Regions from separate parts of the Homo sapiens genome. Here region 2 is linked to region 1. The links are chromatin contacts, found by Hi-C or POLR2A ChIA-PET in ENCODE. All regions are on one chromosome and are shown on one strand. The core of a region is the stretch at or near the end of the contact, and the rest is flanking DNA. Distances in the headings are between cores, read along the strand shown. Region 1 overlaps R3HDM2 (R3H domain containing 2). Region 2 holds the start of INHBE (inhibin subunit beta E).

The links. A loop is a pair of places that touch in the nucleus more often than their neighbours do. ChIA-PET counts read pairs that join two places held with the same protein, here RNA polymerase II (POLR2A). Pooled maps may share reads with other maps.
Region 2: a map of gastrocnemius medialis shows a loop between it and region 1 (2.4-fold over the local background). The contact joins the promoter of INHBE here to the enhancer-like site in region 1. A Hi-C loop is called at or near these places in 2 of 168 maps with a recorded cell type or tissue (CD4-positive, alpha-beta T cell and gastrocnemius medialis), 1 of 37 single-sample maps with no recorded cell type and 2 of 50 pooled maps. POLR2A ChIA-PET finds 5 or more read pairs at or near these places in 19 of 52 experiments (A549, AG04450, CD4-positive, alpha-beta memory T cell and 12 more).

What each region holds. Positions count from the first base shown.
Region 1 is chr12:57,416,984-57,420,215 of GRCh38, forward strand. The region is part of intron 1 of R3HDM2 (R3H domain containing 2); the gene reads right to left. Among named protein-coding and RNA genes, the nearest start is that of R3HDM2, 12 kb to the right of the region's middle. Within about 2 kb of position 1,393, at least 4 of the 41 ENCODE cell types and tissues checked have a DNase peak (open chromatin) inside an H3K27ac peak, as active enhancers do.
Region 2 is chr12:57,453,108-57,456,560 of GRCh38, forward strand. It overlaps INHBE (inhibin subunit beta E), which reads left to right and starts at 2,200. Exons shown (of 2, transcript NM_031479.5): 1 at 2,200-2,727; 2 at 2,987-3,453. The coding sequence starts at 2,430. RefSeq lists an enhancer at 1,879-2,173.

The DNA of each region.
Region 1 (3,232 bases), core at 143-2,642:
TGTAGTCCCAGCTACTCAGGAAGCTGAGGCAGGCTGAGACAAGAGAATTGCTTGAACCCAGGAGGCGGAGGTTGCAGTGAGCCGAGATCCCACCACTGCACTCCAGCCTGGGCGACAGAATGAGACTCTGTCTCAACAACAACAAAAACAAAAAAAGCCTAGGTAATCCCAGCACTTTGGGAGGCCAAGGTGGGTGGATCACCTTAGGTCAAGAGTTTGAGACCAGCCTGACCAACATGGTAAATCCCCATCTCTACTAAAAATACAAAATTAGGCCTGTAATCCCAGCTACTTGGGAGGCTGAGGCAGGAGAATCGATTGAGCCCAGGAACCGGATGTTGCAGTGAGTAGAAATCCCGCCACTGCACTCCAGCCTGGGCTACGGGGCAAAATTCCATTTCAAAAAAAAAAAAAAAAGAGAGAGACTTCCACATGAAACTGGGTTTATATCCTGGCCACATGATGATGGTCATATAATCTAACCTAACTTCCCTAAGCCTCACTGTGAAATGGGAATAATACAATACTATTCCATGAGGATTATTATTCTGAGGATTAAATGATCTAATATGTATAATTTGTTACTATACTCCCATGACATTATCACATTATTTGTTCTTTTTTTGTATGTCTTGGCAACTTACAGGTCACTGTCAAAATTTTTGCCAAATATATCCAAAATCAAAGAATTATAATGCATTCCATCCAAGGACCAATAACAGTCCTCCACTGGCACAAGTAAGTGAGAACTAACATTCTCTAAAGAATATAGCACGTGATGGGAAATGTAGCTTACCAGCTTATGTTTGCTCCTTCCTCAAAATATTACTGGGTTATCTGTCAGGAATGGGCATAGGCTACCTTGGTCCCAAAAATGTCAATCTTAACATTAAAATCCAATGCTATCAGGCCAGGAGTGTTCCTAAAATTCTGGTATTTCCTGGGGCTCGATGTCAACTCTCCTATCACTTTCTTAAGTTTGCCCTGAGTAACCCTGTTCCCTATCACAGATTAAACCTTCTTGTGGAGACTACTTCCAAATCTAAATACCCCTGCCTCTCTCTAGCACTCCAGATCCATTTAGACAACTAGCTGCTAGACATTTCCAAAAGTGAACTCTCTACCAACATTTCCTCTAATCCCAAACCTACCCTTTTCTTATCTCAGTAAGCAACACCACCCAGTTTGCCCAAGACACAAACCTGAGCGTCATCCATCCACAATTCCTCCCCTCTTCCCACATTTAAACAATCTCCAAATTCTGGAACCATCTCACATTCATCTGCTCTTTTCAGCTCTGATTCCTCTCCTCTATTCTCATTACTTCTGCGCAGAACATTTAGTTAACGGGGCAAGGCCTCCAGAGCTTTCTTTTGCCTTCAGCAGAGCAACTGGCAATATTCCCAACGGTGGTTGCGCAGGCTGCCGTTGGTCTTTGTCCTTGTACAACTAAAAGTCTTTAGCCTATCTTTGATGGACATGTAGTGACAGTGGAAAGGAAACTAATTGTTTCAAGCTACTGAGATATGGAGACTGTTTTTTACCCAGCATACTCTAGGCTACCCTGACTTTGATATCTTCTTTTTTTTTTTTTTTGTAAATGGAGTCTCTGTCGTCCAGGCTGGAGTACAGTGGTGCGATCTCAGCTCACCGCAACCTCTGTCTCCCCGGTTCAAGTGATTCTCCTGCCTCAGCCTCCCCAGTAGCTGGGATTACAGGCACCCACCACCACGCCCAGCTAATTTTTTGTGTGTATTTTTGGTAGAGATGGGGTTTCACCATATTGGCCATAGTGATCTCAAACTCTGACTTCAGGTGATCTGCCCGCCTTAACCTCCCAAAGTCCTGGGATAACAGGCATGAGTCACTGCACTCGGCCTCAGTATCTCTTATATAGACTACAATAGCCTCCTAACCAGTGTCACTCCCTCTACTCTAAATCCAGTATAAGTATTTCTTCAAATTGCTGCCAGTTTCCTTTGTAAAATACAAAATAATCATTTCATTTCTCTGATTAAAAATCTTCAGTTCACCTTTGTCTCATATGCCAAATTTCTTAATATAGCTTGTAAAGCCCACCATAAAATCAGGCCCTAAATATATCTTTCTCTTCAGTCATTCAAAATACTGCCCCATATATACCATCCATATTCTCCTTTCCTTTTTTTTTTTTTTTTTGATACGGATTCTTGCTCTGTCACCCAAGCTGGAGTACAGTGGAGTGATCTCGGCTCACTGCAACCTCCGCCTCCAGGGTTCAAGAGATTCTTGTGCCTCAGCCTCCCCAGCACCTACGATTACAGGCAAGTGCCACCATGCCTGGCTAATTTTTTGTATTTTTAGTTGAGACAGGGTTTTATCAGGTTGGCCAGGCTGGTCTTGAACTCCTGATCTCATGATCTGCCCGCCTCAGCCTCCCAAAGTGCTGAGATTACAGGCATGAGCCACTGTATCTGGCCATCTTTTTTTTTTTTTAGAGACAGGGTCTCACTCTGTTGACCAGCCTGGGGTACAGTGGTGCAATCATAGCTCACTGCAACCTCAAACTCCTGGGCTCAAGTGATCCTCCCACCTATCTCTCAAGTAGCTGGGATAAAAGGTGCATGCCACCACATCCAGCTAATTGCTTTAACTTCTGGTAGAGGTGGGTGTCTCACAATGTTGCCCAGATTGCTTTCAAACTCCTGACATGATGTAATTCTCCCGCCTTGACCTCCCAAGGCACTAGGATTACAGGTGTAAGCCACCGTGCCCAGCCTCATACCATATTCTTTAATACCTCTAGGTCTTTGCCCAGGCTATTGTATCTGCTTGAAATGCTCCCCCACCTTTACACTACCCCATGATATCTTTGCCTGCCTAGCCATACAAGTACCCTCAGCAGCTATCTCTCCCACTCTCTCAACAGCTATTCGAACTTGCCTCTCTTCTCAAGGCCCCTATTCAACCAACCTGCCTTACGCTAAGACATCAGCTCCCTGACCCAAAAAAATAAGTCTCCTACATCACAAGTAATATAAAGGTCATAAGGCAGAAACTCTCTCAAATTCCTTTGTTTAGATACCAAACATTTCTCCCCACCCCTTTCCTGACCTTTTCCTTCTCTTAATGAAGGGGATAATAATTCTACCCCTACTTTAGATTGCATCTTCTCTGCAGGCTCAAGAACTTCATTCTGTTATCATGGCTCTGTATTGTCTTGTTCATTCTCCTGTATATATAAATATGCTCG
Region 2 (3,453 bases), core at 950-3,449, 37 kb after region 1:
ACTGAGGTCCAGCCTTCCAATTAGGAACCCTGTCGCCTAGATCTAATAGTCTCTCTTGACAGCCCCCATCATCTAAACAGAGGGGAGATGAGCAAAGTGGAGTAAAGACACATTTCCAAATCACACCCACTTCCCCCACAGCTTTCTCCCCATCAAGCTTCTTGGAGAAATTGGGGCATAAGGAGAAAAGCTAGCATGAGGCCCACCTTCATGAATTCAATGTGGAGGGGTCTGGGTCCCCCCCCATTTAAAGCCAGTGAGGACTGGGTGTGGTGGCTCATGTCTATAATCCTAGCGCCTTGGGACGCTGAGGTGAGAGGATCGCTTGAGCCCAGGAGCTTGAGACCACCCTGGGCAACACAGCAAGACCCTGTCTCTACAAAAGAATAAAAAATAAATTAGCCTGTGTGGTGTGGTGTGGTGTGGTTGGTGTGGTGGCACGCACCTGTAGACTTAGCTACTCTGGAAGCTGAGGTGGAAGAATCACTTAACCCAGGAGGTCAAGGCTGCAGTGAGCTGTGATCAGGCCACCACACTCCAGCCTGGATGACAGAGTAAGACCCTGTCTCAAAAACATAAAAAATAAAATAAAAAATAGGTCAGGTGCGGTGGCTCATGCCTGTAATCCCAGCACTTTGGGAGGCCGAGGCGGGCAGATCATGAGGTCGGGAGATGGAGACCATCCTGGCTAACACAGTGAAACCCCGTCTCTACTAAAAATGCAAAAAACTAGCCGGGCGTGGTGGCTGGCACCTGTAGTCCCAGCGACTCGGGAGGCTGAGGCAGAAGAATGGTGTGAACCCGGGAGGTGGAGCTTGCAGTGAGCCGAGATTGTGCCACTGCACTCCAGCCTGGGCGACAGAGCGAGACTCAGCCTCAAAAAATAAAATAAAATAAAATAAAATAAAGACAGTGAGAAAATGTGGTCAGGAGGGCTGAGACTGGGAACCAAGACTGCTGTATTTGCCTTGCTTTGTTGTCAAAAGCTCTTAGAGCTCCCATTTTCTACCCCCATTAACAGGCCTGAAGGGTGGTGCGGTGGCTCACGCCTGTAACCTCAGCACTTTAGGAGGCTGAGGCAAGTGGATTGCTTGAGCCCAGGAGTTCAAGACCAGCCTGGGCAACATAGCGAGACCCTGTCTCTGTGGGAAATTTAAAAATTAGCCAGGTGTGGTGGTGCGCACCTGTAGTCCCAACTACTAAGGAGGCTGAGGCAGAAGGATTGTCTGAGCCCAGGAATTCAAGGCTGCAGTGAGCTATGATTGTGCCACTACACTCCAGCCTGAACAACAGATTGAGACCTTACCTCAGTAAAATAAAATAAAATTTAAATTTTAAAAATGTAAGAAAAAAAGGAGGCCTGGCACTACTTCTAGGATGCCCCAAATTTAGGCAACTCTCACAGTCCCTTGAAAGAGAAGTGGCAGCTGGGTATAGGCCCTCCCAAGTGTCATGCCCCCTGACAGTCCTGATGGACTCTGCCCTGTGTAAGATTGCATCACCACCACCACCACCTCTCTGGGCTTCCCCAGACATCACAGGAACACGTTCCCCGCCCCAACCCCCGCCGGCTCTGGCCCTCCTCCACATCATGCTCCACATCATGCTCCAGGCCAACTGGACTCTGGGCGGCCAGCACAGGCAGGGTCAGGGGGTGACTTCTGTGCCTCGTGGCACTGCCACCTGGGCCTGAGCAAGAGGGCTCCATTCTCCTACCCGCCCAAACCCTCATCCCTGTCCTAGCCCCAGTGCTAGAAATAAAGAGACCAGAATTTTCCTTCTGGCCTAAGGGCCCCAGAGGAATACCCACTGGAACTCACAGCTGCCTCATGGAAACTGCTGCAGCAGTGGTGAAGCTAGAAAGACTAGAGGTATGAGGGAAAATTGCCCTTCCCCACCTGGCTCATAAGGCGTTCCCTCCCCCAAGTCCCAGACCTTGGGGACTGAGCATGTGAAATCATCCTCTTTCTTGCATCATGCGTGTCCACATTGCACCCCCCCACCCCCATACCCCTACTTCAGGCCCAGTCACCATGGCCAGATGGTGAAACCTGAGCTGATGGGGAGGAGGACCTCCACCCCCTGCAGGGGCCTGATGGGCAGCACAGCTGGCCAATCCTGGGACTCAGAGGGTAGGTCGGCTGGCTGACCACTAGGTTTGGAAGACCCAGGCAGCTGGCTCTAAAGAGGCCCCAGGTCAGTAGCCAGACATGAGCTGTGAGGGTCAAGCACAGCTATCCATCAGATGATCTACTTTCAGCCTTCCTGAGTCCCAGACAATAGAAGACAGGTGGCTGTACCCTTGGCCAAGGGTAGGTGTGGCAGTGGTGTCTGCTGTCACTGTGCCCTCATTGGCCCCCAGCAATCAGACTCAACAGACGGAGCAACTGCCATCCGAGGCTCCTGAACCAGGGCCATTCACCAGGAGCATGCGGCTCCCTGATGTCCAGCTCTGGCTGGTGCTGCTGTGGGCACTGGTGCGAGCACAGGGGACAGGGTCTGTGTGTCCCTCCTGTGGGGGCTCCAAACTGGCACCCCAAGCAGAACGAGCTCTGGTGCTGGAGCTAGCCAAGCAGCAAATCCTGGATGGGTTGCACCTGACCAGTCGTCCCAGAATAACTCATCCTCCACCCCAGGCAGCGCTGACCAGAGCCCTCCGGAGACTACAGCCAGGGAGTGTGGCTCCAGGGAATGGGGAGGAGGTCATCAGCTTTGCTACTGTCACAGGTGGGTGAGGGAGAGAGCAACAGGCAAAGAGCAGACAGGGAAAGGGAGGCAGAAGGGGAGCCTGGCAGGAGCAGCAGAGGGAGTGGGGTGTGGCAGGAGAAGGAGGAGCTGGGGCAGGGACTGGTTGCAGAGGACACAAAGCAGTCTCTACTTTTCTAGAGGTAGGTTCGAGGGAGAGCAGTGGGCAGGGCTTGGGGAGTCTCAGAGGAGAGCTTCATCTCTACTCACATTTTCTTTCCCTTTTCTGTCTTTCGGGCAGACTCCACTTCAGCCTACAGCTCCCTGCTCACTTTTCACCTGTCCACTCCTCGGTCCCACCACCTGTACCATGCCCGCCTGTGGCTGCACGTGCTCCCCACCCTTCCTGGCACTCTTTGCTTGAGGATCTTCCGATGGGGACCAAGGAGGAGGCGCCAAGGGTCCCGCACTCTCCTGGCTGAGCACCACATCACCAACCTGGGCTGGCATACCTTAACTCTGCCCTCTAGTGGCTTGAGGGGTGAGAAGTCTGGTGTCCTGAAACTGCAACTAGACTGCAGACCCCTAGAAGGCAACAGCACAGTTACTGGACAACCGAGGCGGCTCTTGGACACAGCAGGACACCAGCAGCCCTTCCTAGAGCTTAAGATCCGAGCCAATGAGCCTGGAGCAGGCCGGGCCAGGAGGAGGACCCCCACCTGTGAGCCTGCGACCCCCTTATGTTGCAGGCGAGACCATTACGTAGAC